Linked DNA regions of Mus musculus: all the other regions are linked to region 1. Evidence: chromatin loops called from intact Hi-C (ENCODE). Cell type or tissue: left cerebral cortex. All regions are shown on one strand.

What was found. A loop is a pair of places that touch in the nucleus more often than their neighbours do. Peaks named below come from ENCODE experiments on the same cell type or tissue, not always from the same donor. Only the 100,000 strongest peaks of a DNase experiment are listed, where the experiment ranks them.
Region 2: a loop joins it to region 1, with 4 times the contacts of the local background. A loop is called at or near these places in 18 of 42 quality-filtered maps.
Region 3: it touches region 1 in a loop (4-fold over the local background); 6 of 42 quality-filtered maps call a loop at or near these places.

Annotation. Positions count from the first base shown.
Region 1 is chr14:70,456,203-70,458,702 of GRCm38, reverse strand. Phyhip (phytanoyl-CoA hydroxylase interacting protein) reads right to left here and starts at 1,186. Exons shown (of 5, transcript NM_145981.3): 1 at 900-1,186. In left cerebral cortex, no CTCF peak of the experiment used is centred here; DNase peaks (open chromatin) are centred at 361, 1,235 and 1,717; H3K4me3 peaks cover 1,897 bases; H3K27ac peaks cover 2,363 bases.
Region 2 is chr14:70,528,840-70,531,339 of GRCm38, reverse strand. It overlaps Lgi3 (leucine-rich repeat LGI family, member 3), which reads right to left and starts at 519. Exons shown (of 8, transcript NM_145219.4): 1 at 70-519. The coding sequence starts at 275. In left cerebral cortex, no CTCF peak of the experiment used is centred here; DNase peaks (open chromatin) are centred at 540, 783 and 1,182; H3K4me3 peaks cover 1,095 bases; H3K27ac peaks cover 2,341 bases.
Region 3 is chr14:70,624,317-70,626,816 of GRCm38, reverse strand. Dmtn (dematin actin binding protein) reads left to right here. Exons shown (of 16, transcript NM_001252662.1): 1 at 1-78. Among named protein-coding and RNA genes, the nearest start is that of Dmtn, 1.5 kb to the left of the region's middle. In left cerebral cortex, no CTCF peak of the experiment used is centred here; DNase peaks (open chromatin) are centred at 653, 998 and 2,008; H3K4me3 peaks cover 2,500 bases; H3K27ac peaks cover 2,500 bases.

The sequences.
Region 1 (2,500 bases):
GGAAGCCACGGGCACCAACACATATGCATGCCACTTCCCACAAGAGGACAGGCAACCCACATGGCTGCCTGTGCACACATGTATATCTGAGCGCCCGTCAATCCTTGCCTGGATTCTGGCATTGCCTTTTGTAGGTTCCAAGACACAGACTTTGAAAACATGTTTGCTCCTTGGCCACACTGGGTCAGCCTGATTCTTCACAGGCCAACAGGTTTGCACACCTACTCAAGTCTACCCACAGCCAGAGGTCTGTGCCACACTTCCCACCTACCCACCTCCTACTGCTTCAAAGTTGCCCCTCCCCACATAGAAACAGCCTGGTTGCTACAGTACTCCCTCAACATGTACTCCCACCCACATGACAAGTGACATGTCCACCCCCTAAAAATACTGGCTCTTGGGGCCCCTGCCACATATACCCACAGGCTACTCGGATAAATGCTGCCCCCGCACACATGTACCTCACGCGGAAAAATGTTCTGAAACATGCTACAAGCCGGTCAGAAACCCTAAAGGAATCTAACTGCGTAGAGACAGACCTATCTACGCAAGCTAGCCTCCAGCCTCCTCCCAACCATGCAGACACGTTGTACACACCGGGCCCCCTTCCCCAAGCCCATTTCAAAAAGCTACTGGCATGCCAGAGGGAAGGCTCCCCCACCCGGCTGAACCTTTTGGCTTTGCCGACTGCGCAGAATGGTCACGGGGTAACTAACTGTGTCGCCCCGGAGACCAGATCCAGCTGTTAAGCTCTTTGCCAAGGACTTAGGGGAAAGGGGACAAGGTCGCCAGGCCTGGCAACCCAGGTGGACAGCCAGGACAGTGGCGAGACCCTGGTGGCCGCAGCTCTTAACCTCCCAGAATAGGCAGGATGGTTTGGGGGGGAGAAGCGCACTTACCTGGCTTCAGCCGGCCCTGCAGAGGGATACTTGGAAGAGAAGGAAGGGAGAGACTCTGTGTAGATAGATGATGATCTCTCCAGGCAGGGGACAGCAGCCTGACGCCTGGGGTCACAGGCAGCGGGGCTCGCTCGCTCCTCTCTGGGCTACTGGGAAGTCGGCTTCCATGCCCCACAGGCAGCGCCTGTCTGGCTCTGCAGCTATAGCTACTGCTCCCGGCAAGAAAACGGCGGCGTTGCTGGGAACCCAGCGAGTAAGCGCGCAAGAAGAGAGGCAAGAGCGAAATCAAAGCAGCGTGGAGGAGAGAGAGGCAGAGAAATCGAGAAGGAACAGGAGAGCCAGACCGAATCTGGCTCCACCAATGGGATCAGTGGCTGCTCAGCGTCAGGTGATAACAAGCAAGCTTGGTCCCTGCTCGCCCAGGCTTGTGGGAGGGGGAAAGGGCAGAGGGTCCCCTGGGAGCTATACAGATGTCCTTGGAGGCAGCAGCTGTAGCTTCTGCCACCTTTCCCCCATTCTTCCAGGGCAAGATGCCTCCTGAAGTCCGTTCAACACACCTCCTACTTGGAATTCAGCCCCCAAACTTTAAGGTGCTCAGAGAGGGGTGGAGCTTAACCCACGGGCTCAGGAGGCTGGGTAAGGGAAGGGTCTCAAAAGAAGTGTCAGAGCTGGGGTTGGTGGGACCTTATCCTCAGTCTAGGTGTCTCCTGGGAGACCTTCACTGATGCACCGCACAATTTTCTTACCAACTCTTATCAAGAGAAACCAGCCCAGCAGCTTTAGAGACTCTGGAGTGTCCAAGGAGAATCTTCTAGCAGCTTAAGAGTCCCTAAGTAAAGGAGTGGGAGAGAGGCGTTGTAAAATAGGGAGGGATGCACAGAGGCAAGAATGTGGAGGGTGGAAGGATACACAGAGCTTTGAGTGTTCTCATCCCAACCACCCTCCAGGCTCAGGCCAGCAAAGCCCTGAGATTGCAGTCAGAAAGGACCATCAGCCGGAGGCTTGTCTACAACCTAGAACTGAGGGCGGTTGGAGTCCCCTCCCCCCCCCCCCCAAAAAAAAAAAAAACTCAAGGGAATTTGATGGAAGCAACAGTGACCAAGAGACAATACAATGATAAAAAGGACAGTTTTTGTAATCTGATGGAGATAGGAACAATTTCATCTCTATAGTTTTCCAGCTAGGTGACCTCGGTCAGCGACTGTCTCATTTGTGAAGTGGGCTGATAATACAAGTTTATTGTTATCGTGGAATGAGATCATTATGTAAATCACTTAGCTCTGGGCTTGGCACCTGAGAAATGTCAGGCAAGTAGTAAGAGTTGCTATCTTTCTCATGGTGACAGTCTCTGCCCCTGCAAAGAGTCTGCAGACTTCTAAGGAGTAGGAGAGACATTTGGAGGATACACGGAAGAAAATAAGGAGCCTCTGGTTGACCCCTCTGTACCTACTGATACAACCAAGGACCACAAATATGTTTTAGGGGCTGGGGAGATGGCTCAGAAGAACACTTGCAAAGAACTCAAGTTCTAGTCCCAGCTCAGAACCATCTTTAACTCCAGCTCAAGGGCATCCCATTGTCCCTTTCTGGTCCCTGCTGAC
Region 2 (2,500 bases), 73 kb before region 1:
GTTTCTCTCTTCCAGAGCTTTCTGTGCCTTCTTTCCTTTCCCCACCCCCAAGGCTAGGTAGACACTCACAGGGAGATGACCTCTGAAGGCAGGTTCTTGGGCACCGACTTAGAGTCCACGCAGAAGGCGGTGTCCCTGGTGCAGGAGCAGCTGGGTGGGCAGGGGGGCGTCTTAGGAGGTCTCTTGGCACTGACTTGCAGCATTAGGCAAAAACCCAGCGTGGACAACACCAGTAGCCTGCGCCCAGGGCCCCGCCTGGCTCGTAGCCCGGCCATGACTCCTGCAGGGTCTCCCCCCACACCAGCCTGCCGGCGCCCCGCTGCTCCCTGCAGGCTGTTCTGCCCCTCTCGAGAGCTTCCACCTCCGGGCTGCCGCAACTCTGGTGCCACCCGCTCTCTAGGCGCCACCTATTCCTCCTGACCTCGGGCGCTGATTGCAGTCCTTTCAGCTCCGGAGCGCTGCGCGGAACTGGGACCGCAACTACTGGCTGCCGGGGCTGGTGGACGCGGACTGCGGCGCAGGCGGCGGGGGCGCGCGTGGGGGCGGAGCGGGGAGGCCCAGGCCCGGCGCCCGCGGGAGAGCAGCCAAAGGATGGAGTGGTTGCACCCGTCCGCAGCGTGCCCTACCAGGCCACCAGGCTCTGTGTCTGATCTCCAGAGTTGTGTGTGCAGAGAATGCATTTGTATAAGAATTGTGTCTATGCAGGGTGCACATGGATCTGTGGACCTACGGTGCACCTGTGTGTGTGTCTTGGTTGTGAGGGGGCGTAGAACTAAGGGGTATGTCGCAAGTGACTCATGTACATCCAGGTTGGCATGAGAGATTGGGAGCTTGGGGGTGCGAGCTTGTTTGCATCAGCTGAGGAACACAGCGTGCTTTTGTGCCTGTGAGCTGAAAAGGGAAAGGGTAACCGCCGGAGTGGGAAGTGTGGACCGTTTCACACTGCACGGCCACAGTTGGAGTTGGAAGAGCCTTGGGGGTGCTCCAGCTCAGGTCTTTGTTTCATCAATAAGGAAACTGAGGCTACAAGAAAGCAAAAAGCTGCCAAACTCCCTATCTCTACTGTGTACTTGGCACGGTTAATTGGCTGGCCCTTTGGAGGGAAGGGACATTAATTTCCATCTACAGATAAGGAAAGTGTAGCCCTAGGCCCAGAAGCTCAACTTCAAGTTCACAGCAATCTTTCTACACCAGTGCTCTTCAAAGGGTAACTCTAGAGTCCAAAGCTCCTTGAGAGCCTTCCACGGAGTCCCCGAGGTCAACATACTTTACCTAAGAAGGACATTATTTGTCTATTGCACTTCCATGTTGCCACAAAAAGTACTCTGGAATTTTCCAGAGCTACATGGAGAGTGTTTGATGAAATCTCAGACTAAAGAGATTTGAAAAAAAAAAAGAATTATAACAGCAACATTTCTTCCTACAGCTATTTTTGTTTAAAAAGGCAAAGGCGTGTGGGTTGGCAAGATGGCACAGCAGGTTGCCCCCCCTCCCCCCCGAGCCTGAGGACCTGAGTTCAGCCCCTAGGACCCAAATAGCGGAAGGAGAGAACTAAGTGGCAGAAGTTATTCTCTGATCTCCACATGCATGCTGAGGCACCACCATACCTAAGCAAACAAACAAAAAACAAACAAACAAATCAATAATTAAATAAATAAATGGATGCAGTGGTTTTTGTTAAAGATATAGAAGTCTGGGAATATAGTTTAGGGGTAGTGCACACAAGGACCTGGGTTTGAGTTACAAAGTAGCAACGAATGTCATTTTACGGTTGGGGGTCAGCACCTCACAGGGAACTGTATTAAAGGCTCACAGCATTAGGAAGGGTGAGAACCACTGTTCTAGAGTGCCTGAATACAGGCACACACCACCATCACTGGCTGACTCACATGCCTTCTTTTGTGTTTGAGACAAGGTCTCAAGTATTCCAGGCTAGCCCTAAACTTACATAGCTGAGGATAACCTTGAACTTCCATCCCTTGGACCTGCCACGTGCTGGGATTACAACCATTTATCTACCTTAAAAAGAAAAATGTGAGCCGGGCGGGGGTGGCACATGCCTTTAATCCCAGCACTTCTGAGGCAGAGGCAGGTGGATTTCTGAGTTCGAGGCCAGCCTGGTCTACAGAAGAAGTTCCAGAACAGCCAGGGCTATACAGAGAAACCCTGTCTCGAAAAACTCAAACCAACACAAAAAAAATGTGATGCTGGGCAATGGTGGCGCATGCCTTTAATTCCAGCACTTGGGAGGCAGAGGCAGGTGGACTTCTGAGTTCGAGGCCAGCCTGGTCTACAGAGTGAGTTCCAGGACAGCCAGGACTACACAGAGAAAACCTGTCTCGAAAACCAAAACCAACCAAACAAAATGTGATGCTGGAGCTCAAACCACATTAAGGGCAAACACTCTAACAACTGAACTACAGCCCCATTTGCTTCTGTTACAAATCATAATGTAGATATCTGACATACGACCCCTGTGAAAGGGTCATTTGACCCCCAA
Region 3 (2,500 bases), 170 kb before region 1:
CGGCCACCCAGTCGACCAGGGCCTAGCCTTTTGCTTCCTGGGGCTTCAGAGAGCCTGGGCCCCACTGTCTGGGAGGAGGTAGGTGACAGGGTCTTTTGCCTCTCTTTCTTTACGTAGGTATTTTGGGCTGTACCTCTGGATCTGGCCATGGTTTTGGGTGATATCAGAGATGCTAGGACAGGGTCAGCTTTGGAAAATGGTCAGTGGGAGAATAGGCCTAGGTGGCCAGACAAGGTGCTCAGCTGGGTTTGACCCGATCAAACTCCCTTTTTATTTGGGAGGAAGGATCTAGGCTGTTGCCGTGCAAAGAGTCCATATGGGCCCCAGCATTCCCTTTCATGGACACCCCCCCCCCCAAGCTTCTGTGGCCAGAATTTCAAGGGGTGGGAGCATGGGGCACAGTCTGTGGAGGGAGCTGTTAGCTTTTTGCTGAATGATGCAAGACATCTTTGGCAGCCTCCCTCCCGCCAGGCCAGGTGCCCTCTGGAGTGGCAGGGGTCCATTGAGGGGGCCAAAGCCGCTGGTTTCCAGCCCACTCTGGAGCCCCTCCTAGCTGAGGTTAGCCTGGTTAGGGTAGGGATTCGTCGAAGAATGAGGCTGTGTAGCAGGGTGTGACTGCAGAGCTTAGCCTGGCTCTCTGCCTGCGAGCAGCTAGTGTACTGAGAGAGACTGGGTGCTGAATAAACCTGGAGAGCCCCGGGGGTCCTAAGGGATTCCTTTCTCGGCACCAGACACGCCATACTCCTTTGCTGGGCAGGCACACCTGTGCGTCTCCTCCCAGAAGACTGGTTGCCAGGCTGTAGGTCTAAGACAAGCAAGGCAACGGTGCAGTGGGAGTGGAGGGATGTGGGGATGGGTCAGGTGAGGGCACTGGGAGTATTGGGGTTCACGTGCTCAGAACAGGGATGGGTTCAGCAGGCCATGCCAGGGAGCTGTGAGCACAGATGACGGGTGCCAAGGGGAGGATCAGTGGGTGGGTGCAAGTAGGTGTCCTTAGCACCATGTGTCATTGTGTGGGGGTCTGGCAGGGAGAGTGGGCGAGTGCTCTGGCAAGGAGGGCGGCAGAGTCCCTGTGTGCACCCATGTGCAGTTCTGTCAGCAGCCATGTGTTGGGCAGAGCTCTTCTGTCTTCTGCATGTATGCTCCTGGGAGTCTTGTCTCCATACAGCTAGTTGGTCTTTCTGAGGCTAGGAGAGCATCTGTCTACCCACTGGTGGGCAATGTCTGCAGAATTCTTTCAGAGCTCACGTGTGGGGAGAGTGGAATGGGGACCTCTCCTGAATTCTAGAATCTGGATTTAGGGTGGGAGTTTCCTCTCCTCCCCAGATCTGCCGATCCAGCTATATATACCTCAGGACTCAGATCTATAAGGAACGTGTTTGGACAAAGCAAGCCTGAGCAGTGGAGGGACCTAGCTAGAAAAGAGAAACTTACCTCTTCTGAGGAAAGAGCACAGAAATGGCCACTAACTCGGTCAAGAGGGGAACCTAAGAAAACTCTAATGAGCTCAGGCATGTTTGCAGGGGAGGGAGGCAGGAGGGGGGGTCAAAGGGAAAGGAGCACTCTTGTCACTGAGAGTGGGTAGGCAGGTCCTGGAACAGACGGACTCCGTTATCTACTCCTGAAGCTGCCTGATCTTGTTCAATGGGACAGGTGTCATTCAGAGTTGGTATGAGGAATGCATAGTCCAAAGCAATAGGAAAAGGATCAGAAAGCATTTGCATGAGCGAGAGAGAGAGAGAGAGAGAGAAAGAGAGAGAGAGAGAGAAAACAAGAGAAGAGAAAGTAACAGGGCCTTGGTGGCCTGAGAAAAGGCCAGGGATAAACTTGACTTAAGTAAGGCTTTTGATGAGCCACTGGCCTAAGCAGGCCCAAACCCTGCTGTCCCGTGTCTCACCCCACCCTACAATACACACATTCACTGTAGTGCGCGCCCAGTTCCCGCCCTATTGACTACACCACCCTTCTCCCACCCTAGGATGCTGTTTTGGGAACGGGTGACCTAGCTGGAGCCTGTCTTTATTTCTGGCATTGCGTTGTTGTTGCCACAGCAACTGTGCAAGTGGGGCTGGGAGGGGGAGAGGGAGAGGGAGAAAAGAAGAAGAAGGGAAAAGGAAGGCAGGAAGAAAGACAGAGACACTGAAGGAAACAGAGGCAGAGAATGGGCCTCCCACCTGCCTGACCTAGCCCACATGGCAGGCCTGTTAACTCATGAACTAACTCTCCAGCATGGCTTGACGATGCTCAGTTGTCCCAGGGCCAGATCCTACACTCTCACCCAATCCTGACTCCCAGCTCCTGCTGTACGGGTCAGGTGAGAGGTAGAGAGACCCAAGTTCATATTAAAATGGAATCTTTGGGGATGCATTGGAAAGATAGGAAATTCCTTTGGCTTAAATTCAGCCCGGTTGGAATTTCATCCAGCTTGCCTTCTTTTGGGTGGCCCTGGGTAAGCTCACCTCTTAGTTCTTTTTTGTTCTCATCTGTAAGGGAACAAAAT